5 separate regions of the Mus musculus genome follow, and regions 2, 3, 4 and 5 are each linked to region 1. Evidence: chromatin loops called from intact Hi-C (ENCODE). Cell type or tissue: left cerebral cortex. All regions are shown on one strand. Each heading gives the region's core, and the rest is flanking DNA. Links, peaks and the distances in the headings are about the cores only.

What was found. A loop is a pair of places that touch in the nucleus more often than their neighbours do. Peaks named below come from ENCODE experiments on the same cell type or tissue, not always from the same donor. Only the 100,000 strongest peaks of a DNase experiment are listed, where the experiment ranks them.
Region 2: it touches region 1 in a loop (12-fold over the local background); 3 of 42 quality-filtered maps call a loop at or near these places.
Region 3: a loop joins it to region 1, with 3 times the contacts of the local background. A loop is called at or near these places in 8 of 42 quality-filtered maps.
Region 4: it touches region 1 in a loop (4-fold over the local background); 9 of 42 quality-filtered maps call a loop at or near these places.
Region 5: a loop joins it to region 1, with 7 times the contacts of the local background. A loop is called at or near these places in 15 of 42 quality-filtered maps.

The regions. Positions count from the first base shown.
Region 1 is chr6:83,439,487-83,444,486 of GRCm38, reverse strand. It overlaps Tet3 (tet methylcytosine dioxygenase 3), which reads left to right. Exons shown (of 12, transcript NM_001347313.1): 3 at 3,214-3,270. B230319C09Rik (RIKEN cDNA B230319C09 gene) reads right to left here and starts at 2,732. Exons shown (of 3, transcript NR_028382.1): 1 at 2,382-2,732; 2 at 1,810-1,900. In left cerebral cortex, for the core only: a CTCF peak has its summit at 2,822; DNase peaks (open chromatin) are centred at 2,787, 3,831, 4,556, 4,967 and 2 more places; H3K4me3 peaks cover 3,612 bases; H3K27ac peaks cover 4,603 bases.
Region 2 is chr6:83,537,623-83,543,817 of GRCm38, reverse strand. The region is part of intron 2 of Gm38844 (a long non-coding RNA gene); the gene reads right to left. Stambp (STAM binding protein) reads left to right here. Exons shown (of 10, transcript NM_024239.2): 10 at 1-612. Among named protein-coding and RNA genes, the nearest start is that of Actg2, 4.5 kb to the right of the region's middle. In left cerebral cortex, for the core only: no CTCF peak of the experiment used is centred there; DNase peaks (open chromatin) are centred at 751, 1,802, 2,789 and 3,565; H3K27ac peaks cover 2,933 bases.
Region 3 is chr6:83,369,213-83,374,212 of GRCm38, reverse strand. Tet3 (tet methylcytosine dioxygenase 3) reads left to right here. Exons shown (of 12, transcript NM_001347313.1): 9 at 341-430; 10 at 882-1,019; 11 at 3,494-3,830; 12 at 4,388-5,000. Among named protein-coding and RNA genes, the nearest start is that of Bola3, 22 kb to the right of the region's middle. In left cerebral cortex, for the core only: no CTCF peak of the experiment used is centred there; DNase peaks (open chromatin) are centred at 1,346, 2,041 and 2,641.
Region 4 is chr6:83,380,732-83,385,731 of GRCm38, reverse strand. All of the region lies in intron 5 of Tet3 (tet methylcytosine dioxygenase 3), which reads left to right. Among named protein-coding and RNA genes, the nearest start is that of Mir6374, 18 kb to the left of the region's middle. In left cerebral cortex, for the core only: a CTCF peak has its summit at 2,462 (motif pointing left); DNase peaks (open chromatin) are centred at 2,066 and 3,883.
Region 5 is chr6:83,503,748-83,509,942 of GRCm38, reverse strand. It overlaps Dguok (deoxyguanosine kinase), which reads left to right and starts at 2,974. Exons shown (of 7, transcript NM_013764.2): 1 at 2,974-3,195. The coding sequence starts at 3,054. In left cerebral cortex, for the core only: a CTCF peak has its summit at 2,988; DNase peaks (open chromatin) are centred at 2,991 and 3,380; H3K4me3 peaks cover 1,595 bases; H3K27ac peaks cover 2,195 bases.

The DNA.
Region 1 (5,000 bases), core at 1-5,000:
GTACTTAGAACTCTCTATCGTTTCTCCATCTGTAGGGTGGGTATGGAAAATTCCTGGCGTGTTGGTTTATTTTTAGGCTTAAGTAAGAACTTTGTGTTGTATCCCTACTTGTGGGGTCCCATGAGGCTTGGTTCACTAGAAGTCTTCCTCTCTCCAGTGTGTGTCTGAGTTCCTGTTTCTGTGTGGAGTCTGGTCTATGGATAGCCATGTTCTCCAGATTCTCAGTGTGTTTCCAGCAAGGGACCCCAATGACCTTCTCTGTGGCCTCTCTCCTGCAGCAAGTGCAGCAGAGTCTGACTGGCCAGGATGGAAGATGGGGGAAGGATCCCCAGTACCTCTTAGAGCTGGTCACCGTGAGGCCCACATGTAGAAAGAGGAGCCTATAGATGAGGAAGGCCAGTGGGAAGTGAATTTCCTGGTTCAGTGGCCCTGGCATGTGTCTCTGACTGGGATCAGGTGCCTCTCGGGGAGGCAGCTGGAATGAGAAGATGGGAGGGAACAAGGGGCCCTCCCTCGGTTTAGCCAAGGGCTGCTGGAGGATATCGTGGGTACCTAAAGTTAGGGGAGCTCCTGTAAGCTGTGAGGAAGAGGCAGTCCACAGGGGCAGGTCTTCCCTTTCTAGGTGAGTTGGTGCTCGCCCCCAACCCTCCCACCCCCAGGCTGACCAGGAGAGGGGCCTCCTCGTCTCAGTGCCCAGCCCCCTGCCACTCCACACTCCTGAGACAGAACTCAGCTCAGCACATTCCAGTTATGTGTAGACCTAGGAAAGAGGGAAGACAGGGCCCCACCCACGTGGGGACCGACTGTAAATAAAGGACTGCTTGAATGTGACTGGTGCTGCAGAAGAGGCCGAATGTTGTTCCTGGGGCCCGGGAGGAGCCTGGCTGGGAAGGCTTGCTGGCAGAGGGCCTGGCAGAGGGAGGGAGGCACTGTTTGGATTCAGCCATGCAGTACATTAGCATGCGGGGGAGGGGTCAGGAAGCGGCATTGGGAAGGGTGAAGATATTAGTATTCTCAGATCCGTTTGTCAGGAAGTGGTCACTTGAAGTGACCCAGTTGTCTTTATATCTTCCTGGGCTTAGAGAGAAAAAGGGGTTTCAGAGGATGAGAAGGGTTCAGGTTTGAATTCCTGCCCACTAATTTTCTAGGGCAAATTGTTCATTATCCTCCAATACTCTCCATATCCCTCTCCTGAAAACAAGCTGTGTGTAGAGAAAAATGAGATGAACCTACAGCATGGTTGGCACAGGGCTTGGTATGTAGCGGGGGGGGGGGGGCCTGAAGCACTGTGACTGCCATAGAAGAGGCAGTATTGATATTGTCCACACTGTCTCTCTGTGTGGGGTGCATATGCACAGGGCTTAATAGCACAGGGCTTTAGGGAACCAGGAGAAGGAAGGGGATTCATGTAGGCTGGTCAGGAGTGAGTTAAAAGACAAACATGCAGTTTGTCACATCAAGTCATGATTTAGGACATTGTCCCTTTATCTTGTCTGCTCTGGGAGGGACCCAGTAGGACTGCCTCTTGTGCCAAAGGGGAGACAGGTGTGGGCCCTGAAGCCTCCATATACCAGAAGCAGGCTTGGCCCGCTCCTAAAGAACTTATCTGATTCTGAACACCCCCTGGGGGCCCTGGGGTGGGGCACAATTCTGCATTTGGGGTGGAATGGGTAATAGAACGAGTCACTGGAGCAGGGGTGCTCATCTGTGAGTCACTTCTCTCAGGCCTCAGCTTACTCATCCGTGAGAATGAGAAGGCACCCTGAGCTCTGGCAGAGATGTAGAGTGCTGGAAGCCAGCAGCACCTACCTTGTGTCAGGCAGTGGCTCTGTGCCTTCTCAGGCCCTCACAGCTGCATGAAATGGCTGCTGGTTCCATTCTTCAGTTGAGCAGAGAGAGGCTAAGAGAGGTAAGTTACCACAGGCTAGGAATGGGATATGTGGGTACCAAAGTGAGGTAGAAGCCTGGATGTTCCCCTTCCGAGAGGGGGATGGGACAAAAGAGGATGCCTGGGTATTGAATCCCAGAAGGTGAATTGCTAGGACCTTGCTATCCCCCCCCCCCGCCCCCCACCATGGTCTCCTGGTCACCGAACCCTTGGTATGCCTATAGTTAGAGAACTAGAAGGAAACTCTTAAGGGCGGGGAGCCCAGGGCGTTTTTTTGGACGGGTCATCTGGTGGATCTTCTCCAGAAGAGAAACTTGTTTAAGAAAATTGCATTTCAGTACTGTTCGGTTGTAAGGCTATGCCGGAGAGGGCATAGCGGACTTGGGGAAGCACAGGTTATATGGGCTATAGCCAGTTTTCCGAGTGGGGTGTAAGAGGGCAGGGGAGTAGAACTATAGAATGGCGAAGGATATGGTCTTCAGGGAGGACTGACCTGGCTTGGAGTTTGAGCTATGCTGTGTTCTAGCGGTGTCACCTTCGGTAAGTTACTCCACTCATCTGCAGTCTGCAAAGCGGGGGGCGGGGTTGGGGGATGGATGTGAGGCTTCTGCTGCCCTGGATTCTCCTTGGAGAACCAGAGCTCCAGCTCTGCTCTGGCTGAGAGTGGCCGGTATGGGATACCCACATACTGCCGCTCCCCACCCCTTCGCCGTACTCCAGTTGCACCCGCTAGAACTGCAGGGGACGTCTTGTGTATGTTGCCAGGGGTAGGAGGGTGCCCCGGGATCCCCGGCCTGCCTGGGAAGCAGCCCTTGTGGCGATGGCTCCCTCCACCAAGGCCCCTGCCTGGCTGCTGGGCAGGTCCTTGGCGGGGAGGGCCGGGCGCGGGATTGGCTGGCGCGCGCGCCGCCCCCTTGCACACCAGCCTGGCGGGGCGGGAGCAGCCGGCAGCTGGCCGCCGCCTCTGCAGTGCCTCCCTCGGTGCGCTCCCTCGGCGGGGATAATGGGAGGCCCGGCGGCGGCCGATGCAGTAGTGGAGGCCGGCCGAGGTAGAGCGCTGGGCCTGGAAGGGAGGGGAGGCCGTGTGCAGGCCGCGAGCGGGTCCCGGGGATCTCCAGAGGCCGGAGAACCGAAGCAGGAAAACAAAACACTGGAAGGCGCAGGGGCCCAACAGTGCTGGGGAGGCAGCTGGAGCAGGAAGATGGTCCCGTCCAGCCTTTCTTCTCCGGGCCCTTCCCCTCCAGTGTGCTGGGGCCTGTGCTGGACTGCTCTGCTCCTTGCCTGCTACCGGCCTGCCTCACCAGTGTCTTTGGCTTCTTTTGCAGGTGGAAATAAATGCTCGTGAAGGAACGGGGCCCTGGGCACAAGGGGCGACTGTCAAGGTACCCTGCGTGTTTGTGTGTGTGTGTGTGTGTGTACGTGAGTGCGTGCGCGCTTGCCCTTGTGTATGTGTGCGTGTGTGTATGTGTGCGTGTGTGTATACGTGGGCTTGCACGGTGGGGGTGAAGTGTTTGACTGGATTGGATAAAAATAAAGGGTCTCCTCTGGTGATCCCTTAATCTCCCACTGTGTGTGTAGCAGCAGCTGAGGGGGAGGGGCGGCGCGAGTGTGGGCGGCCAATGAATTCTCAGGCCTGTGTGGGTTTTGTTTGGATTCGTTTTGCTTTCTCAGCTGGATGGTTTGGGTGCAGTTGGGGTTTGGCGTTTGGTTTGTTGAACTGTATGTATATGTGTGCGCTGTGCGTGTGTGCGCATGTGCGTGTGTGTGTGTGTGTGTGTGTGTGTGTGTGTGTGTGTGTGTGTTTTAAAGACGTACAACCCACTTCCCACCCCTGCCTCTGGAAATCTCTGGAGAATGGCCCTGGCACTGTTGGTTTGCTTCCAATCTGCAGAAATCCCCGGGGTGCGTTGTCTCGGGGAAGTGGGGGTGAAAGACAGTAAGGGGGAGGGAGAATTGCACTCCTGAGTCTGAAGCTGATAGGGTGTCATTAGTCATGCTGCTGTCACCATGGAGATGGCTGAAGAGAGGAGAGGAGGTGGTGGGGGTGAGGATATTTTGGGTAGGGTGGGGGCTGATGCAACATCATGGCTGGGAAGCCAGCGGGTGTCTGCTGTTATTCTGTGCCACTTGGTGTCTGGGAGACTGGGAAGGCAGTGTTCCCTGGTGTGAGGGAAGCAGAGAAAGGGGCTTTGAGCCATTCCAGGTGGGTTTTTCAGAGGGTGGTGTAGGTTTTGGGGAGAGGAGAATGAAGAGTCTGGGGAGAATCTGATCAAGAATCTATGACTAATCTGCCTAGGTTAGCCAGGTCCCGCTCAGTAGGTTCCTTCTAGTTTGCCCGGGTTTACAGGGCCAGGGGCTCACTCTAAGTTTGGAATTACTCAGCAGTAGCCTCTGGCCCAGGAGGTTGGGGAGGGGAGGAGAGGGGGACTGGGACAGAAAAGAACACCTCAGCTGCCTCTAAAGAGCAAAGGTTGGGATGAGTGTGGTGACAGGTGGGCAGGCCAGGCCTGGTGGGGCTCTGCCTTGCACAGAGGAAGCCCTGAGCCTGGTTGCTTAGGTAGCAGGTGGGCGAGCTGTGAGTGTCCCTGCATGCCCCTAGTCTTTCCTGCCGATCTACCTCCTGCTTCCTGGGAAAGCTGTGGGAAGCACTGAGGGGGTGCTGGAAATGGCACTCTGCCACCTTGCTGTCTGTGTGGTGACACCGGCGGGGTGGGGTTCTGCTTCCTCCTGTGTGTCAGGGGTTCCCGGGCTAACTTACAAGGTGGATATGAAGGCCAGGGTTATTCCCTGGCCTCTTCCCAAGCAAAGCCTTGAAGGTGGTGGATTTTGCTTCTGAAACAGCTTCTTAGGAAGGAAGAGCCCAGTGATGGCTCTCTGGGGGAGCTGGCATGCCTTGGTGAGGCTGGGAGTTGTTGGTAGTCATCTGGGAAGGAACTGTGGGGGACCCCAGGCTAGTAGAAGCATTGGTGATACTGTTTGTGCGTGCGTGCTGAGAGAACTGTGAGCTCATATTGGCTCGCTTACCCTCTTGGGAGCCAGAATCCAGTTTCCCACCTCCGCTTCCTTTGGCCACCCACTGCTGGCTGGGGGAGTTGTAGTCGCCCGCCTGGTA
Region 2 (6,195 bases), core at 700-5,699, 99 kb before region 1:
TCTCACGTGTGTGTGCACATACACACACACACGCATATCAATTAATTTAAAAAGCGAATAAATGTAAATTATAAAAAGAGTCCTACCCCCCTCTTAAGCTGCATATCCCGTTCAGTTTATTGCCCCCATGGAGTTGAGTAAGCTTTTAAGACAGGATAGGAAAGGGTCAACACTAAGGGGAGACTGTTGTTGTTGTTGTTGTTGTTGTTGTTGTTGTTTTTCCTTAATTTGAAATCATCTTATTTTTTAAGACAAATGTGAAAATGACCAAATCACACCAAGCAACTAACTCAAAAATTAGGATGCAAGAGAAAATACTTCTCTAGATCCAAACACTGGCCTTCTGTTCCTCTTGAAATTTACCTCCCAACTTGTTCATCTCTGCCTTTGGACTAAATAGGGGCATCTGTGCAAAACTGTAGAAGCCATTTTGAAGGATTTGGCTTTTTATTGTTTGTGGCATTAATAAGGGAGCTTACCATTCTGGTGGGATGTGCATGAGGCGTTCACAGCCCCCATACATGGATCTTGTTTAAAGTGTATTATTTAAAAGGTCAGGGTGTTATTTTCTTCTATAATAAAACAGCTCACTTGTGTTGTGCTCCAGAGTGATTTGTCTGACCGAGCATCATCACACAAACACTTGAGTCTGATTGCGGCCAAATGGGATGGTGTGTGCCACACTGAACTGTGTTCCACTTCACTTATAATTAGTCAGTGTGCCTGCCTGCCTGCCTGCTGCCTCCTCCACAGGCAGGAAGTCTTCTCTCGTTTTGCTGTTGTCTCAAAGTGTGTCTTCCCACTTTCTCCTTAAGCCTGACAACCTTCAGCCCAGGCACTGAAGCATTTCAGAGTTCCTGGTTACATCCAAGTCAATGGTGTGGTTGCCGAGTCACCCACCCTGCTAAGTCCACTGTGCTGGCTTTTTCTTGAGAAATGCTTAGGCTGGGGTGGGAACATGAGTGGCAAACTAAAGGTCACCTAGAGATCTGTGGCACTAACATGAGAGAAGAGTGGATATAGCAGAATTTGTTTTTCTAACATGCATATGTACATGTGTGCTCATATGTCTTATGTGCACTGTGTACTTACAGGTGCCTGCAAAGCCAAAAGGGACTTTGGTTTCTTTAGAACTGGAGTTACAAGCAGTTGTGAGGTGCCATGAAGGATGCTGGGAACAGAACCCAGGTCTTCTACAGAAGCAGAAAGTGTTCTTAATAGCTAAACCATCTCTCTAGCCTCCCAAATTGATACTCTCACTCTTACCAACAATGCTGCCTTCCTAAATATATGTGAACATATGCATTCAGAAAAGGATGAATTCATATCAAAGGGTAGGATTATGAGATTTCATTCCCCCTCTGTTTTAAATGTTTCCCAACTAGAGAGAACATATACTGCATTGTAACTGGACAAAAAGGACAGTATCTCTTATCCAGAAACCAAAACTCCACTGCCCCCTCGATGTGGGAACCCAGCCAAGACCTGCTTCCCGGGCAGGCTCAGTGAGGGGGCTTTGGTAATGCTCTTGGGCAAAGCTCAGACACATGTCATATATGGAAACTTTCCATAAGGCTGACCTCACCGCTGGAACTTGTTCAACATAAACCTTGCCTTCAAGAGCGAGCAGAAATCTTTGGACAAAGCCTAGTGGGTGGATAGCTGAGAACAGCCTAGGAAATGAATTGCTGTTGTTATGCCTGAAGTCTCGACCACAGTTCTGGGCCCTCCAGATTGCTCAGTCCCCTGTGAAAGACTGCTTTCTACAAAGTCACCCTCCTCCAGAGAAGAGCTGCTGCAACAGTCTTCCGTTGTTTCTGCCTTCTGGGCTTGGAAAACACGGGCGAGCGTTGCTTAAGGTGAACACCACAATGGTTACTGGTGGGTGGTGGAAGTGGAACCATCTCCCACACAAAAGGAAGCACAGCCATTCTTAGATCCTCCTCTGCCTGTTCCCTGGCATTATAGCTTTGCAACCCCTTTGCATCCCTATCGTCACCTCATTTTGCCTTTTAAACAAGTGAATGGTTCTGGGCACAGTGATCCTATAATCCCCACGCTGTGGAGGCTGAGGCAGGAGGCTCAGCCAAGCTTCTCAGTGAAACCTTTTTAAGAAATGTTAATGGAATTGCACCAAAGCAAACCTTTATCCCAGTGTGCTCTGTGCCACCCACGCATTAGCCATGCTGCCACCATGGTCATCCCTCAGCCCTGTATCCAGAGCATCTCAGACTCAGTACAGCCTTTACCCATTTCCCAAGACTTGGAAGAGCTTTAATTGATTCATGGTAAACCCAGGATATGGTCATACAGTATTTTCAATCCCAGTGGCACCATGGCTTTGAAAGCACACCATCTTAATAACTATAACACGAGGCTTTAGCTAACCACAGAGAAAGGAATTTTATATTGGCTCAAATTATTCTCATTGCACTGACAGAAAATCTGATCGGTGTTCAGACATACCTGGATCCAGTGTCCATTTCCTTGGTTCAGGACTAGTCATTTGAGTTATTCCATTAAAGTAATGTAGACAGCTATAGTTTAATAGCCTACTGTCCTGATAAATCTAGTTGAAAATGATTTCTGGGTTTCAACACAACTCCTGGAATTGTTGGATCATGACTTTGGCCACAACTCATCCTGGGACCAGTCACTGTGGGCCAGAAGGATGGAAGGTTCTGATTGGTCAGGCTTGGGTTGCAAGCCTATATTCCATCCAACCTGCATGCTTTGAGATCCAAACAATACCATGGTAGTATTAGAAGCAGGAGTGGATGCTGGTCCAGGGGAGGCAGCAGATGTCTGAAACAGATGCCGTGTATGAGGAGAACCTAAGGCCATGGGCAGTAGTACCAATAGTGTGAGCTAAGCATATTTAATAGTAGTATCCAGTGCTGTGGTAACAGCAGCTGGACTAGGGGGTACTGACATGCTCCATGAAACATGTCATACATCCAGACCATGACTCATTCATTTAAGGGTGCCTACTATGTGCACAGCACTGTTTGAAATATGAAGAAAAAAATTACTATAACCTCTGACCTCCAGAAGCAGATGTGGAGAAAGGAGCTATGTTCCTGTGACAGCACAAGGCCAATATCACTATTACAAATGTACACAGGACAGTGACTGAGAGACCCAAGAGAGGATCCTCTCTGCTATTTATATTCCTCCTTCCATTTATTCAGCAAAATTTTACCATGCACATACTAAACACCAAGGCAGTTTTCAAGGAGGCCAGAAAAGGACACCAGAACCTCTGGAGCTGGAGTTACAGGGGCTGCAATTGGTCTGCTGTGGGTGCCGGGAAGTGAATGTTGGTCCTCTGTAAGAGCAGCAAGGGTTTTGAACTATTGAGCCATCTCTCCAGCCCTGGGTCTTACTTTTCTTACACTTGGATAAAAAAAAGAACTCTTAGTTAGGCAAAACAACCTTTAAAAAGTCAAATGGCGAAGCTGTGAGAGAGAAACGGCTACAGAGGATCTCCTAAAAGCCAGCGTTTGCAGGGTATTTTCCACTGGCTTAAAAATACTCCAGGGAGGCAGATGCTGCAGAGCATCCATCAGGCAGCACCACAGAGCCTGTCTGCTTCTGTCTGTCTGAGCTCTCAGTGGGAACAGCTAACGTTTCCTTCTGTCTCCCTGTCTCTCTGTCAGCCTCCCTCCCCCTCCCCCTTCCCAGTCCCCTCCTTCTCCCCCTTCCACTCCCCCTCCCTCCCTCTCTCTCTTTCTGATACTGTTCCAAACAACCCTTGAGCATCATGTCCCTGGTGCTCTGGCTTTCTCATTCTTGCTCTGAAGCCCACCCATCCCTTCCTCCAGGCTACTGCACGTATCCCACACTTGTGTACATGCAAGCCCACAGTATCCTGCCTGGAATGTCACACACACACACACACACACACACACACACACACCCCTAAATAAACCTAAAAACAAACTTTAAAGACAAAAACCATAGAGTAAGTGTGGGGCATGGCGGTATGTACACATCTGCAATCCCAGCACCAAGGAGGCAGAGGCAGAAGGACAAAGGCGTTAATGCCCATCCTTGGCTGCATAGTTAAGTTTGAGGCCAACCCGGGTCACATGACCCTATTTCAAGAAATCACCACCACTGTTGTCAATAACAACACAATAATGATGATGATGATGACCCCAGTACTATTGTCACCAAAAAGAAAGATAGAAAAAAAATTATATCAGAGCTTCCAGGTATGACGGAGTTCATACACTAAACCAGTGACGGACATCCAGGTGTCTCAGCTGGGTTTACTGTACAGGTGATTATGACATACCTCATATAGCTCATCTACTGTGGAGAAGTGATGTGGTTCACACTTAAATATGTGTGTGACTGTTTGCCTATATGTTATGTCTGTGTACCACATTTGTACTCGGTGTCTACAGAGGCTACAAGATGGTACTGGAGCCCCTGCAACTGGAGTTGTTGGTTATAAGCTGTCATGTTGGTCCTGGGTCCAACCAGGGTCCCCTGCAATAGTAAGTGCTCTTAATCACTGAGCCATCTCTCCAGCCCACAGTTTATTATGCTTTTTAAAAAAACTACTGAATCCATTTGTCTTCGTGCTTGATTTCTTCATCTCTTTCCCTCCACATTCAACTAAATTATACTTTGCAATGATTTATATATCCCAGATCTGTTTGAAATCTTCTCTGGAAGTTCTCTAGAGCCTGGCTCTAACAAAGTCTGTGTGTGTGTGTGTGTGTGTGTGTGTGTGTGTGTGTGTGTGTGTGTATGTATACATTAAAAAAAATTAAAAACAAAAATAAAACCGGTCTCATATTTGCAGTAAGTTTTCAAATGAAAAGTGTTGTAGTTTAAATGATCCCCCGCAGACTTGGGTATTTGAACCATTGGTCCCAGTTGGTGGCACTATTTGGGAAGGTTATGGAACCTGCAGGAGGCTGGAGCCAGGCTGTGAGTGTTACAGTCTTTCCCAGCAACCTACTTGCTCTCTGCATTGTGCCTATGGTTGAGAGTGAGAGTTCTCTTACCATGCCTGTCGCTTGCTGCTGCCTCTCCCTGCCATGATAAGCCCAAATAAACCCTTCTTTCTATATGTTATTAAATAGTGATATCTTATCACAGCAACAGAAAAGTAACTAATACAAAAGTGAATCTGAAATTATTTGCATTGTGTTGTGAGAATCTCATCCTTGCGACATCACAAGTGACCACGCCAAGAGTTCTTGGCAAATACCAGGTTCTCTTAGCGCTAGGAAAGGAACCGTGTTCAGGCTCCAGGGTGCTAGACTGACCCCGAAGAGGTAGATTCTTGGTTTCCTCATTACTGTGTGACTTCCATAAGAGACTGCAGCTCCTCTGGCCTCAAAGTCTACAACTTTTTTTTTAAGTTAGTAATGCCAAGATTAAATATGATTACATAGGGCTCAGCTCAGTGTGAAGAGGGGCTTCGTACATCAAGACTTCAACCTGAGTTCCACTGAACCCATGGGAAGAAAGAATGAACCCACAGTTGTCCTATGACCTCCACCCATGCACTATGACACACAGACCCACTTACACACATCATAAGCACACATTCAAATTCACACAATAATAAAAAATTTAAGTAGATGACTGTATAGACAGAGGGTTATGTGGTCATGTTGACACAACATCTTCTCATCGCTGACCCTCCCAGGAGGACCAACTGGAAGCCTTTTACTGAAGGAGTTCTAAATGGACTAGATGTCCCCTGGAGCTGGGAATGATAAGAATGCCCAAACCCAACCACCTGTCCTGTACCCATTTGACAAAGCCACTAGCCAGAAAGACATCCACATTCTCCTCTCTCTGCCCAGGTGAGCAGAGAGCACGTCCATGGAGCTGGGCCTGGCACCCAGACTAGAATAAAGCATTATGGCTGCTGTAAATCTCCCAGACTACCCTCTTGGGGCCCTCCTTTATCATTCCTCCCCTTCTCACAGAAAAGGGAGCAATTTCCCTTGTTCACATACCCTATACTGTTCTCGTAAGATCAAGAACCTCTCTCCATTTTCTCCACAGCCTGGTGGAGTTCTGTTGAGGGTCATTTTCCAGAGCCTGTTGTCTACAGCTGGGGGGAGAATAGTGATCATTTCACATCTGCCCCTGTGCTCCGTAAGTAGGATTTAATCCTGTTGTTTAAACCTGTATCCTTGTTTTTCTCCTCCCTTGTTCTCTCCA
Region 3 (5,000 bases), core at 1-5,000, 70 kb after region 1:
GTTCCACACCTATTGGAAAATCCCCGCCCACCATACTACACCAGTGACCCACAGTATTCAGCTCTGAGTGCAAGACCCTGCTCTCTTGTCCTGGGCTGAACGGGGCTGTGTGTGACTGATGGAGTAGCTTAGCTGTCAGGATGACTGCACCTTCCAATAGTGGCTTTTCCTGTGAGCCTCAGTATCCCCATTGAAAATGGACACACCAGGGGAACGCTGAGACCCTGGACGCACTTGGCTTCCTGTCTTCCCAGCAATGGTTCTGGTGGGCTCATTTCTGGCAGGAAGTTTGCCGGCTTGAGCAGCTCTGAATGTACCTAATTGTTTGTTCTTCCTGCAGGAGGAGGTGCTCCGGAATAGCTTTCAGGATCTGGCCACTGAAGTTGCTCCCCTCTACAAGCGGCTCGCACCCCAGGCCTATCAGAACCAGGTACTGAAGCCAAGGGCCTTTGTCATGTGCAGTTTTTACTTAAGTTCCCTGACGTTGGAGAGTTGGGAGTATTGTTTCCTTTGTGTTTTTAAAGTGCGTTCAACCTAGAGGTCTCTTGGAGCCATTGTGTGCTTTGATAAGACTCCTTCCTTAGTCACCCCTAGCTCCCCTCCCCCCCTTCCCCTCCCCAGTGGTCTGCAGTGCCTCTGGCCTAGCTTCCTCTGAGGAGCTTGAGTTCCCATCTATCCAGGCAGACAAGCTTGCGCTAACCTAGGAGAGAGCCATTCCTTCAGAGACAGGACCTCTCAACTGGAAAGCCTTCCCTCAATGGCCCAGGGTCACACGACAGCTCTGATCTTAACCTGCTCCTCTCTAAGATCTGGATCCCAGGGGCAGCGTCGGGGCTGGTCACTCAGGCCTTCTGAACCACTGTTCTTGGCCATTCACACAGGTGACCAATGAGGATGTGGCGATCGACTGCCGCCTGGGGCTGAAGGAAGGGAGACCCTTCTCAGGGGTCACAGCCTGCATGGACTTCTGTGCCCACGCCCACAAGGACCAACATAACCTCTACAATGGGTGCACTGTGGTAAGGAAGCCTGGGACCAGCGGAAGGAGCCAACTAATGGGTTTTGCTACTTGTGAGGAGGGAAGTAGAGTGGATTCTTGAAGCCCTAGGTAGTGTTGGCTTAGATGGCCTGCTCCTGCCCTTCCACAGAGATAACCCTCAGATCAGTGACAGGAGGCATGCGAGGAACCAGAGCCAACGTGTGAATTCACTGAGCAGTAGATGAGGTTTGGGATAAAAAATGGAAGTCTTCCTAGAGATGCCTGCTAGGCTACATGGTTGAGTAAGAGCAGGCAGGGAGGTTTGAATGAGTGGGTCTGCATGCGTGTGCTGGAGAAGACGGGGAGTCGGGGCTGACTGAGGTGGAGACACCCTCAAGGGAACGGGTGCTGCTGTGGGCGGCTGTGCTTGCTTTTCAGCTGGGCTCAGTACAGCCTGGACTGCAGGGGCTGAGGAGAAGGCTGGGGTCCCAGACTGAGGTGCTAGCAAGGGCAAGTCCTCAAGGATAGAGGGGGCAAGAGGTGGTGACACTGGGGGAGCCGGCAGAAGCAAGAGCATGGGGAGGCCACCTGCTCTCCACACTCCTGCACGCTTTACTATTAAAGATTAACTGTCAGCAGCCAAACTCTCAAACTTCTCATGTCTTAGTCTCTGCGTGCCTGTACACAGCTGGGTCTCTGCATGTGGACAGCCGTGTGTGCGTGCACATGCATGCATGTGAATGTGCCTGGAGGACAAAGGTCGATCTCTGGTGCTCCTGTAAAGCTGTCCATCCCTAAAGGTTTTAGTGTCGTTTTTGAGACAGTCTCTCATTGGCACCTGGAGTTAGGCTGGGTAGCCAGTAAGATGAGGTCCACTTGTGCTTGGCTTCTTCTGTGGGTCCTGGAGATGTAACTCGGGCCCTCCAGTTGGCACAGTGATAGCTTTACACACTGAGCCATCTGCTTTTTTTTTTTTTTTTTTTTTAGTATAGAGTTTATTCAGGGCATGGGGAGAGGAGTTAAGAGGGTAGTAGAGAAGAGAAAGGCAGAGAGAAAGAGAGAGTAGAGAAGTAGAGGCCGGCCATGGGGAGAGAGGGGGAGGCAAGAGAGAGCTGAGCCATCTGCTTATAGGAATTTGGAGAGTTGGGAACTGGAGAGCTGGCTTAGCAGTTGAGAGCACTGCTACCCTTCAGGAGACAGACCCTCAGTTTATTTCTCAGCAAACCCTTTCAGGTGTCGCCACCATCAGCTTTAGGGAATCTGGTGCCCTCTTCTAGCCTTTGTGAGACATACATCATATATTCACATGGATATAAACACATACATAGAATTAAAAAAAAAAACGTTTAAAAACCGTTTTCTGAAGTCTTTAGAGATAGCCACAGTCAGCATTTGGTGGCCACCCCTTCTACGGCTGTGTGTATGACCATGGCCACATAGCTGTATAAAACTCTTATCTACATGGGGGTCAGAGTCTACCTGCTGTCCTGTAGTGTGCTTTTCCTAGCCAGTGGTAACTTGGGCTTTCTGTGTCAGTGAGTATGGATTCACATTTAAATTTGTTGGAGCTTCATGTGTAGCTCTGATATCAGCTATTTATTTAGCCAGTTCCCCCACAGATGATGGGCAGTTGGTGAGTCACACTCTCTCCATCCATATGCCATGAGGAATCCCTACAGCTCAGGGCAGAAATAGTTTCCTCTGGAGCGCCCACCCCCTCCCCATAGAGATGGTGACAGTCACAGGCTTTTAGTGCTTGTTCAGTTTCCTGCAGTACAGGGTCCTGTCAGGCGGCCTAATTCAGTGAGGTGGGCCTCTTATTCGCTGAAGAGGTTGAACATCTTCCCCTATTTCTCTTGCCTCTCCCTACCCCACAGCATTTATGTTATATGTATGAGTGTTCTATCTGCATACAAAGCCTGCAGAAGAGGGCATCAACTCCCATTATAGATGGTTGTGAACCACCTTGTGGCAGCTGGAAATTCAACTCGGGACCTTTGTTTGTTTGTTTGTTTTCGAGACAGAGTTTCTCTGTGTAGCCCTGGCTGTCCTAGAACCACTCTGTAGACCAGGCTGGCCTCGAACTCAGAAATCCACCTGCCTCTGCCTCCTGAGTGCTGGGATTAAAGGCGTGCGCCACCACACCTGGCTTCTGAGGTCATGTTTAATAAAAAGAAAGGTTACCTTAGAAGCAGCAGCTCTGAGTAGTCAGGATTCCAGAGGAAGGTGTCAGCCTGTTGGTGTTGCTCAGTGATGGCAGTGGTGGGCTTCAGGCAGAGCTTCCTCCCCAGTCCCAGCTCAGCCACAGGGGCACAGGAGATAACACAACTGAAACTGAGCATGTGTGCGCTCCCTCCCAGCCTCTGTGTTGTTAGTGTCTAGAACCTTAGTAGCCAGGGCAGCATGATGGGACGTGACAGATGGCTGGCAGTCGGGCCGTGGGGAGGAGACGGTTTGGACGCTCTCTCCAGGCATGGACTCCTGTCCCATATCTCCTCTCCCTGTGTGGGGCAGGTCTGCACCCTGACCAAGGAAGACAATCGCTGCGTGGGCCAGATCCCTGAGGACGAGCAACTGCACGTGCTGCCCCTCTACAAGATGGCCAGCACGGATGAGTTTGGCAGCGAGGAAAACCAGAACGCCAAGGTCAGTAGTGGGGCCATCCAGGTGCTCACAGCATTCCCCAGAGAGGTCCGGCGGCTGCCTGAGCCTGCCAAGTCCTGCCGCCAACGGCAGCTGGAAGCCAGGAAGGCGGCGGCCGAGAAGAAGAAGCTGCAGAAGGAGAAACTGAGCACGCCAGAGAAGATCAAGCAGGAGGCCCTGGAGTTGGCTGGAGTCACCACTGACCCAGGTAAGCAAGGGCTACCACCCTAAGGGGCCTTACCCTCACCTCACAGCACACTGGCCACTTAGGAGGAACATCCTGATGTGGCTCACTCTGTCCTTCAGAAAGACGTTCTGTGAAGTACCTAGATATAAATCGCCCAGAGCACTTGGCTGCTCCAGCATGCTCTGACTGTCTGAGGCAGAGGCCATTGCGGTAGGGCCCAGAGGTGGGAAGTGCGCTGTGGGTGTCTGAGCTCCCATTCCTCCCTGGCAGCAGGTCCTGCGCCCCCACACCCACACGTGGGAGAAATGAGCTTCAGCTGAAACTAAGGCATTTTCTGGGGTCAGAGAGAAAAGTGATGGTGGAGAGGACACAGGTTCTGCACAGGTTGTGTCTCTCCACCTTGGGAATCTCAAGGGGAGCCCAGTGTATAAGTCCAGACCAGGTTTGAGCTCACCTCAACATCTCATCCATCCACTTGTCAGGCAAGGAAGGAGCTTCCATCTCCCGCCCTCTACACCCAGACCTTGCTAGACTGTGGCACATGTCTCATCTTCTGCTTTGCCTTCTGCCTTCCCCAGGCCTGTCTCTGAAGGGTGGATTGTCCCAGCAAAGCCTGAAGCCCTCCCTCAAGGTGGAGCCTCAGAACCACTTTAGCTCCTTTAAGTACAGTGGCAATGCGGTGGTGGAAAGCTACTCGGTGCTGGGCAGCTGCCGGCCCTCCGACCCCTACAGCATGAGCAGTGTGTATTCCTACCATTCGCGCTATGCACAGCCTGGCCTGGCCTCTGTCAACGGCTTCCACTCCAAGTACACACTTCCCTCCTTTGGCTACTATGGCTTTCCATCAAGCAACCCTGTCTTCCCCTCCCAGTTCCTGGGTCCCAGTGCCTGGGGGCATGGGGGCAGTGGAGGCAGTTTTGAGAAGAAGCCAGACCTCCATGCTCTACACAACAGCCTGAACCCAGCCTACGGTGGTGCTGAGTTTGCCGAGCTGCCAGGTCAGGCTGTTGCCACAGACAACCACCACCCCATCCCTCACCACCAGCAGCCTGCTTACCCAGGCCCCAAGGAATATCTGCTACCCAAGGTCCCCCAGCTCCACCCAGCATCCAGGGACCCCTCTCCCTTTGCTCAGAGTTCCAGTTGCTACAACAGATCCATCAAGCAAGAGCCAATAGACCCTCTGACCCA
Region 4 (5,000 bases), core at 1-5,000, 59 kb after region 1:
TGCTCCCTTGTTTCTTCACCCCCTCCCAAATTACTCCATACGTGGACTCTGTCCTGATTTCCTATATAAGACGATGTTGCACATTTATCCAGGAAGTTCTGAAAGACTCTGGGTATTTGGGGGTCAGGGTACACACTGCTACAGAAGTGGTTTGTTATTTTTTAGGTCACTTTAGAGGAAAAGTCTGAGTTATGGCTCTTTTTGATGGGGGCTGGGGGACAGGGTGTTGACGATATCAAGAGCTTACCAATTCAGTACTGAGTGGGAGCAGGGGGTTCATTTGTGTTTGTTCCATTTTTTAAAAATGGGTTTCTCAGTATAGCCCAGGCTGTCCTAGAACTCACTCTATAGCCTAGGCTGACCTCAAACTCAGAGATCTGCCTGCCTCTGCTTTCCCATGGGGTTATTTAAAAGCTCCTTTTTCTCTTCTCTTCTCTTCTCTTCTCTTCTCTTCTCTTCTCTTCTCTTCTTTCTTTCTTTTTTTTTAAATCTGTTCACATAAAGACTTTTTATGGAGGTCTTGTTTGTTTTGAGTGTCCTGGAAATTACTATGTAAACCAGGCTGTCTTCAAATCCAGAGACTCTGTCTGCTTTCTGAGTCCCGATATTAAAGGTGTGTGCCACCATGCCTGGCTCACATAGAGCCTTTAAAGTCTGTGCACAGGCCACAGCAGATAGTAGTCCCGAGTTGCTGTCTGTGGAGTGTGGTGTAGCTCTCTGGCTAAGAGTGTGGATGCGGTAGCTACCTGAGTCTCACCCGGATCCTGTACTTCCTACTGAGTCCCCTGGGGCAGTTCTATGACTGTTTTCTTATCTACAAAACAGAGCTGGCATGAGAATATGGGTAGACGTGCCATGCACATAGATGGAACAGGCATAGAAAGCTGAAGTACTTGTTACAAGTGCCCAGAAAAGGGTGGGCTGTGTCGCATGTGAGCACCGACATTTTCAAAACTAACCATTTAGAATTTTAAATAAAACCTAAGCAAAGGTGGTCTAGATCTGCTTGTGCATACACATACCGTTTTATGGAAGGCTTAGTGGCTTAGGTTCTACAAACATGGAAGCCTAGTCTTGCGTGCCGGGGGAGCCGGGCTAAGCCTGTCAAAGCATAGGGAATGGGATGGAGACTGGATCCGCTGGAAGCTGAGTAGATGGGGTCGCTGACCTGCAGTATTCATTCTTCATTTCCTATGCCATCTGGAAATGTTTCTATTCCAAATAACCACCAGAAAAGTCTGTCTGATCAAAGACCCACTCTAAATGAAGTCCTGATTTAAAGGGCCCCGCCTGAGCCCAGGACAAGAGACTCAGCTGTACGTCTTTATGTCCTTGCCATAGGCCTCCTTGCATACCTGACATAGTTTGCAGACTGCACCAGGCCATATTTAGATAGTCACTTTCTTTTACTGTTGGGTTTTTTTGTTTGTTGGTGGTGGGGGGGGGGTGTTTTGCTTTTTTAGTTTGTTGAGGGTCCTAACCCAGGCAGACCTCAGACTTAACTGTGTATCTGACACCATCCTAGTTTTCCCGCTTCTGCCTCTAAGTCTTGGGTCTGACCCACCACCCCAGGCTTGGCCAGTGGTTTTGCGAAGAGTTTGCAGGGCTTTATTTGCTCAAGTTTGAGCTGGGAGAGCGTATTGTAGACTCTGCCTATTTTTCCTTCCTGTTTTAAAAATAACAGCCAACTATAGGGTCTTCAGACACAGATCCAAGGGAGGAGCCCTTCCGAGAGCTGGGGGTGCTTGGTTTTCCTCAGTATGTGGCTTGTTTCCACTGGAAGGAGTCGTGGACCCGGTTGTGACTCCATCTTATATTGGCTGCCAGTGAGCTGAGAGCCTGGTCTGCCTACCCCACCCCAGGGGACTGTGAGGGCTTCCCTTTGCTAGTGGGAGTCTGCCTTCTCAGACCGCCCTGAATCTCGCTGACAGGACTATCTCGCTATGGACTCGCTGCTAATTTGATTTCCCATAAGACAGATTCTTCCAGGCTCATCTCTTGAATACGGAGCCTGTGATCACACTTGGCTAGCAGCTTGTCTTTCCCCCTCTTCTCTGAGTTTAGCTTACAGATGTCGTATTATTCTGGAGTAAGAAGGGAAACAGGTGGGCGATGGATTTCTTATGAGGGCCTTGTTTGTGTCTTGTACCAACTGACATTGTCTGTGCCTCTCTTCATTTTTTTCTTCACTGTATTGTCAGGTGGGCCAGAGTCAGGGAGGGACATACACTGACATCAAGGGGATTTTGATGGCATTTAGCTGTTTGCAGGGCACAAATCTGGAGGAGATGATGGAGTTGAAAATAGATTCTAAGGAGGCTGGAGAGATGGCTCAGTGGTTAAGAGCACTGACTGCTTGCTCTTCCAGAGGTTCTGAGTTCAATTCCCAGCAACCACATGGTGGCTCACAACCATCTGTAATGGGATCTGATGCCCTCTTCTGGTGTGTCTGAAGACAGCTACCAGTGTACTCGTATACATAAAATAAATAAATTTTTAAAGATAGAAAATAGATTCTAAAATACCCCAGTGTATTTATGGACATCATACCATCCTGGATATCCAGGTCCTGATGCTAATAGATAATTGGAGTCTGTTGTCCAGCTCCAGTCTGTAGATGGCCCACTACCCAGAGCCTTGGCTTCCATCAAGGAAAGGATCCTCTGCAGCCTGGCACTGATGAAGGGCTCTATGAGCGTTAGTGGACTGTTCTCAATAGTGCCCTTGAGCTTATGCTGGTGACATCCAGGTTTAATGCTTCTCAACTTGAAGTAGGAGTCCAAAGCTGCTGAGGACTTATGACAGCACAGTCAGGACGCTGGGCCTCCTCCTGGGTCTTGGTGGGACCTGAGAACCTGCCTACTCTCCTGGCTCCCAAGTAGTGAGACTCTGCCAACAATCCAGGGGCCAACCTTTAAGAACCATAGGCCAGCCAGGCGTGGTGGCGCACGCCTTTAATCCCAGCACTCGCGAGGCAGAGGCAGGCGGATTTCTGAGTTTGAGGCCAGCCTGGTCTACAGAGTGAGTTCCAGGACAGCCAGGGCTACACAGAGAAACCCTGTCTTGAAAAACCAACCAACCAAACAACCAAACAACAACAACAACAACAACAACAAAACGTAGGCCAAGCTGTTCGCTGTCCTCCTTGAAGCAAGCTTCAGCCAGTCTTCGCAGATTCAGAGTAGTTTACACTCTTCATGATAAGCCAGGAAGTAAGGCATGTAAGGAGAAGGAACCAAAGCGGGAATCGATTGTCAAGTTCTTTTCCAAGAGGAAAGGAGGCCAGTGGGATGGCTCAGTGGGTAAAGCCACTTGCTCTCAAGCCTGAGTGTAATCTTAAACCCTCATGGCCAAAGGAGAGCCTGACAGGTTGTCCTCTGACCTTCACGCACACCACGATAGCTCCCTCAAGTGTCTTACATTTTTTGTTTTAAAGGAACAAAAAAAAAAAAAAAAAAAAAGAATCCAGCTGGGTAGGCAACGTAGCCCTTTCTTCTTGGTCTCCAGTACAACCTTTGAGGAGTTTTTCTCACAAGGACAGGGCAATGGGGAAGGAGCTGGTCAGAAAGCCAGCACCAGTGTCCTCAGCTCACCCTCCTGTAGGGAATATGATAGTCCCTCTCTGTGAGTGCTGCGGCAGCCCTGTGCCAGCCTCCAGCTGGGCTCCCTAGATAGACCTAGGTCCCAGGCCTGCCCTTGGGGGCTGTGTCCTGATAAAGCCTGTTGTGCTGAGACCTGTCCAGGCACCAAACAAAAGCTACGCTGTCATGTCAAGCCCTGCTATAGAGGCTTTGAATGGTGTGTGCAAGCACTTCCTATAAGGGACTGGCAGCCCTCGCCTGTTAATGTGGTCAGAAACACTTCCCCTAAGAGCTGAGTGAGATAGACGGCCTAGTTCAGTGTTTGAAAAAAGAAACTCTGTTTCCTTTTCAGTCAGGGAAATGCAACAAGGAAGCTTTTGGGGAAGGGAGTCTAAGTACTGGCAGGATACATGCGGGTAATCCCCACCCCTAGGAGTCTAAGGTCATGAAGACTGTTCCTAAACCAGCCTAGGCTACATGGTGGGACTGTCCTCCAGCAACCTCCTTAAAGAAAGCCATCAGTACAGAGGGGGAAGAGCACCTTGGCCATTGGCTTTTGTCTACAAGAACCTTTGTAATGAAGGGGATTAACCATGCCAGCCTTTGTACCACTGAGCTGCACCCAAGACCAGGGCCCTTGTTGGGTTGATCTGGGGTCTAGTGATTCATGACAGTAGAGCAGATGAGACAAAGTATGAGGTGCCTTCAAACTGCAGACATCTCGATAGCATTATGCCTTACTAAATGGCCTACTTAAATGTCATACTCAAACTGAATCCACTACAGAATACAAGGATATTTTTACTTAACCTTTTAAAAATGCCTGCCCATGTTGGAGCTAGAGAGATGGCTTAGCATAGTGCTTGCCGTGCAAGCATGAGGACCGGAGTTTGGATCTCAGCACCCAGAGAGAGCAAGCCATCAGTTTCGAGAGTGCCTGTAGCTTCAGCTCCGAGAGCTCTGATGCGCTCTCTGGCTTCCATATGCTCAGGTGTGTGCGCTCACACAAGCACAGCATACATGGAACGAATCCATCTTTTTAAAGAATATCATGTTAATTGTTTAAAGAAAGATGCTTTTGTCACCGGTCTCCTTAGATGTTAACATGCATTCGCTAAGTTCATCGATGCCTTGTTAAAGGTCCTAGGTCCTAAAGGGTGATCCTCAGAGGCACTCTTCAAAGAAGCCTGTACCCCATACTGAGAGATAGCTGGATACACTCTTAGTCAAGCCCAGAGTGAGTGAAGATGTGCATAGCCTGTCAGGAGCTCAGTCAGTACAGAGAGAGACGGAGAGTGCATTCCAGATGGCAAGTGACCCTTGTCTGCAAAAGACATTGAAAATCTATTTAAAAGAAGATGGCTTTTATGTTGTTAAGGAGATTCACTGAGTTCCTCCCTCATGCTTGGCATGCCTTGA
Region 5 (6,195 bases), core at 571-5,570, 65 kb before region 1:
CCTTTTCCTCCTACTGGGTTGCCTCATCCAGCTTTAATGTAAGTGGAGGTGCCTAGTCTTATTGCAACATGATAAGCCATGTTTGGTTGATATCCCTAGGAGGCCTGCCCTTTTCTGAAGGGAAATGGGAGTCGGGTAAAGAAAGAAAAATAATCCATCCTTCAGAGCTGCACTGGGAGAGCTGAGGGGACCTGACATAGAGCAGATGCTTAGCGAATGTGAAATGAGTGAAGGGAACCTTCCTGACAGTGTCTGGCAGGGCTGCATCAGCCATATGCATCAACTCCAGCAGATGGCTCACAGCCACCAGGAGCGGGAAAGTGACTCATTCCCCAAGGTAACGGGAGTGAATCCCATTACACAACGGGCCAGGACTTTCCTCCGGCTAGCTCCAGAGCTTGGAAAGACTCTATGGACACCATCAATAGGAACTAATCCCTCTGGGGAGGAGTTACTTTAATGGTGCATTCGATTGTTGATTGTTCTTCCTCGGGCATAGGATGGTGCCCTGATCCTAGAATCCAAAATGTCGCTCTCAGGCTAGTGTTTTGAATCTGTCCCCAGCCTAGGACACTCAGGCCTTCAGGAGATGAGGCATGTCTGGAGGGTAGGTCTGTCTCTAAGGTGGGCCTTAATCCGTTGTCCTGGACTGAAATCCTTTGAATCCAAGAGCCAACAAACCTTTCCTCTCATACCTTGCTTGTGTCAGGTATCATGCTACAGCAACAAGAAAAGTAACTAACCCAGCTCTTGTTTGTTCTATAAAACCCTAGCTTCATGCTGCAGGCTCTTTCTCTTAGGAATTTAGAATAGAACCAAAGAGATTCTGAAAAAAAAAAAATCAGACCAGGTCTTGTGTAGCCCAGGCTTGACTTCAAATTCCTTTTGTAGTTGAAAATACCCTGAACTCTTAATTGCCCTGCTTCTACCTCCAAGGGTGCAGTGATTATTATTATTATCATACCCAGCCTGATTAATTCTTATGAATGGCATAGCATATAATAAGTATAAAAAGGATAAAAAGATCATTATCAATAGTGGCATCAGAGTAACTGGCAGGTAACTAGATAAAGATGGTTTGGTTCATTAATTCACTCTATAAATCCAAAATAAAAAAGAAATAGATAGGCATGATGACCTGCCTTTACTGAGAAGGCTGAGGCAGAAGGACAGCCGGCTAAGCCATCTCTCTAGTCCCATGCTGAGTCATGTGTGTGTGTGTGTGTGTGTGTGTGTGTGTATACACACACACACACACACACACACACACACACACACACACACACACAATAGCTTTCTTCAGACACACTAGAAAAGGGCATCAGATCCCATTACAGATGGTTGTAAGCCAACATATGGTTGCTGACAATTGAACTCCGGCCCTATGGGAGAGCGAGCAGTCGTGCTGTTAACCGCTGAGCAGTCTCTCCAGCTTAATTCATCTCAATAACCATAAACTTCTTTAAGGCAAGGCTTCACACTGTGTCCCAGGCTGACCTGCAGGGCTTGAATTGGCAACACTACTCCTGACTCAGCCTCTCAATTACAATGACCCCGAGGACAGAGAGACTCTCATTCTTTGGGGGACAGGGGCAGTTAAGTATTTCCCAGCTCTGATTTTATACAAGCAAAGAAATGTAATCGGTATTTCTGCACAGTGATGGTTACTGGTGTGTGGCAGTGGCAATGGATAGAATTTAGCGGCTCCGATCTCCACGAGAATCCTACCTAGATTATAGTTGTTGTAGCCAAGGCTAAGTGCAGTGGTCAGAGGACACCTTTCAGGTGGTGGTTCTCTCATTTCACCACGTGGGACCTGAGGATTGTGACCCTGTGGTGAACAGGCTTAGCAGCAAGTGCCTTTAGTCAACTTGCAAGCCCCCTCCTCCTTTTTGAGCTAGTCTCGTACATCCCAAGATGGCCTCCAATGCACTGTGTAGCCAAGGATGACTGAACTTCTGAGCCTCCTACCTCCACCTCTCAAGTTCTAGGATTACAGGCGTGTGCCACCATACTGGAGTTCTCTGCTCCAGATCCAGCCCACAGCTTTGTGTGTGCTAGGCTCCACAGGTCACATCTTTCCAACAACTGCAGGACTGTAGATTTTATGTTTCAGAAAGTCTCTTCCATGCCTCCTCTCCCCTCACTCACTGCATATAGTCCTGTACATGTCTCCTCTCCAGGATTCATTCTTACAGAGCCAATACCATGCTTAATCCAACTCGTTATCCTGATGAGATTCCTCCAAGTGAACATTTACCTATTTAAAGGTCAAAATAAAATGGGGTGTGATAAAATAAATGGTCCAACATTGTGCTGACAGTTACACAGGATGCGAAACATTACTTGTGTAAGTTATTGGATTGTTCCCTTCCTGCTTAAAACAGTCCAGTCTCTTCCTGTAGGCAATAAAGTCCCAAAGTATGGAGGAAGAAGGCATTTATCTTAGGGCCAGTGAGACGGCTCAGCAGGTAAAAACACTAGCTGCCAAGACTGATAGCCTGAGTTTGAGCAGACTCTTATAAGTCGTCCTGACCTCTACAAGTGCGCCATTAATGAGTAAGTAAAATGATACGTAATGAGCATGCTGGAACACACATTGTAGGCTCACCACTTGGGACGGGGAGGCAGGAGGACCAACTGCACTACATGAGACCTTGTCTCAAAATATCAAAATAAATAAGTATAACAAGATTTTTGTTGTTCTGTTTTTCAAGACAGGGTTTCTTTGTGTAGCCCTGACTGTCCTGCGACTCACCCTGTACACCATACTAATATGCAATATACACATATTAATTAAAACGATGAGAGGGCTACGGACGCCTGAACTCTACTTCAGCACACCCTCCTACACCACAACACCGAGACACTCCCACATCGTCCCTGCAAATGTCGCGAGAACAGAGCAGCTCCTGCGGCCTCACCCGCCTAGAGAGCTAAAACCAGCCACTTCCTGCCTGACGGCCCTCTGACGTCAAAGGTGCGCTGGCGTCGCTTGATCGCAGGCGGAAGTGCTCTCGGCGGAAGTGCCCGCCTTGCTCGGCTTGGGTAGGATGGCTGCAGGTCGGTTCCTTCTGCGTCGTCTCCGAGCGTCTTTCCGTTCCCCGCTGCGGAACGCGCTCGTGGACGCGCCACACGCCAGGGCCATGCACGACGGGGGCGGCCCCCGAAGGCTCTGCATTGAAGGCAACATCGGTAAGGGCCAGAAAGTGGCTGTCGAGCCTTGGCCTCCGCCGAGTAGGTGGCTGAGAGGCTGGGAAAAGAAGTTGGCCTCAGATCTGTCCCACCCTGCCCACCTGACCCCTTCTGCTGCCACCGCCCAACCTGCCGGCCGGTTCTGCATGTCAGGCCTTTCTCCCACAGTGCACCGCGGGTTTTGATTTTGGGAGACATTGGGCCCCAGTACCCGCCCACCTACTCACCCACGGGGACGTAATAGCCTGACGCAGGCTTTAGATAGCCCCAGAATTATACTGGTTTACTGGCATGTTTCATTCGCTAGAAATAGATGCGACAGTGTGCCGGTTCTTTTCCTAAAATAGCATCACCAGATTTAGCAAAAATAAAAATAAATGTCCAGTTTACATAGTTTAAGATAATTTTGGTGTGTCACATGCAGTATTTGGGGCATACACTTAAAAAATGAGCCATTGTTTATTTAGACTTTTTTTTTTTTTTTTTTTCCCCTGAGACAAGGTTTCTCTGTGTAGCGTTGACTGTCCTGGAACCCGCTCTGTAGACCAGGCTGGCCTAGAACTCAGAAGAGATCCGCCTGCCCCTTGCCTCCCTTGTGCTGGGATTAAGGGGATGTGGCACCACCGCCTGGCTTAGATCAATTCTTAACAGATTCCATTTTCACTATTTTGCTGTACCCCCATGTTAATTGCACTACAAATTATTATGACAGTGTTCTATTGTTTTGAAACAGTCACTGTGTAGCCCTAGCTGGCTTGGATCTTGCTATTTAGACCAAGCTGGGCTCAAACTCACAGAAAGTTGCCTGCCTGGTTAGGAAGGATCATGCTTCTTAAATTTAGAAATAGATACTTATTATATATTTTGTTATAAGTAACCCAGTATCTTAAAAAACAAAAAAGCAACATGGAAGGAAAATGGCTCAACTCACTGTTGCTGAATTCTGAGGGTACTTAGCTCTGCACAGATGCTGATAATGCTATCAGGTGTGGGCTGCTCAAGACATTCTAGCAGCAAATAGTTTCTCGTTTTATTCATTCAGCAAATCGCCCTTTGAGTGTCTTCTCTGTGCTGGCACTGTTCCTTGACCCTACGGATACAGCCATGACCAGATCAAATAAAAATTCTGCACTTTAATAGGAAGTGATACATAATAAAGCTACAGAAATTAATTAAGCGGGGTAAATAAACAGTGGATGAGCTATTGATGAGTAAGATGAGAGGTTGAGGGTGGTTGTCTGTCTTCCAAATATAGTAATTGCCAAGTACCTCACTGGTGAAGGGATGCTGGATCAATAACCTGAACAGTGTGGGGGAGTGAGCGAGGTGGGCAGCTGACCAACAGTATTCCAGGCAGAGCAAGTCGGAAGGCCTGGGGATAGAATGGTGTGTTCAGTGAGCAGGAGGGAACCCATTCCAGCCAAAGTAGAGTCACCAAGGAGGGCAGTGGAGGAAATGATCAGGTGGATGAAGGAGGACCGGGTTGTGTAGATCCCAAAGACTATCGTGGGTTGTTTTCTTAATTTTAAATTTTACTCTCTTATATATTATATCCCAACGGCAATTTCCTCCTTCCTCTCCTCCCAGCCTCTCCCTCCACTACCCTCCATCCATTCTTGCGTTTCTCATCAGAAAAGGACAGGCCTCCCATGGATAACACCCTGAGACAGGAAGCCATTCAATGGTTTGAGGTGTTGAGAGATGAAAGCATCTCTGCTCAGTGCATAGGAAGTGGAAGGTTTCAGTTAGGAAGCCATTGCAGTATAACAAGCTAAGCTGGACCCCGGTGAAAGTTAGAGTTTAAGGTAGGCCAGGGGGGCCTGGTGATAGATGAGGTGTGTGTTCTGGAGGAGGCCGTGATAACCTCAGTCATCTTTACTGGAACAGCTTGGAAGACTTAGTTTGGATTGTTTTCTAATGTATATTTGTTTACTTAGTTACTTAGTTATTTTATCATGAGATCTTGTGCATGCTAGCCAAATGTTCTGCCACTGAAGTCCATCCCCCGTCCTTTTTGGGTTTTTTGGTTTGTTTGTTTGTTTGTTTTGTTGTTTAAGTTCTACATCTGGGTGTGAGAATGTGTGTGTGAGTGCAGGGAGAGTTGCAGGTGTTTGTGAGCCACAAATATGGGCACTGGGAACCAAGCTCAGGTCTTCTGGAAGAGCAGGAGACACTCTTAACTGCTAAGCCATCTGCCCAGCCCAGACCATGAGCTTTGCTTTTGTTCTCTTCCCACATCAAACTCTTGCTTACAGAGTCCAGGCTGGCCTCGAACTCCCGATGCAGCTCCAAACTAACCTTTAACATACATCCTCTGCCTCCACCTCCTCCATTCTGGGATTACCGTTGCGCACTAACACACCCAGCTTAGACTGTCTTAAACGGAGAAGTCTGGGAAGAACAGACTGTGTTAGTGGTTTCAAGAGTTGGTTTTAAGCATGATTGGGTTTCAATGTGGCTATGAGATAGCCAAGTAGAATAGAAGTATTGAATAAGCTCGTGGGTATGCGAGTGGAGGATGCATATATGTGTGTGTGTGTGTGTGTGTGTATACACACATACATATATATGTGGTATATATATATGTGGTATTTAAAGCCAGAAGACTATATTGAAGGAAAAGACTGAGGCCCTTGATGTTAAGGCTATTTTTCTTTCTGTGAAAGATTGAAACACATTAGTAGATTTTTTTAAAAAAAATGATCTAGTCAAGAGGGCAAATTAGCTGGGTAGGAGTGTAGTTCTAACACTCATGAAGCAGAGACAGGCAGATTTCTGAGTTTCAGGTCAGCTATGGCTACACAGAGAAACCCTGTCTTTGAAAAAAGAGCGGGGAGAGATAGTGACCAGAGAGAGTTTCTGGAATCTTTTTACAACTGTTATTATATTTATTGGCTCCGTGCACCGTGGCTCCTATACAGAGTACCAGCATTCATCTCTCCCTGCTTCCTTCTTGGGATGCAAAGCTGCCTTACCCTCCTGATGCTGGGAGTTTCCACC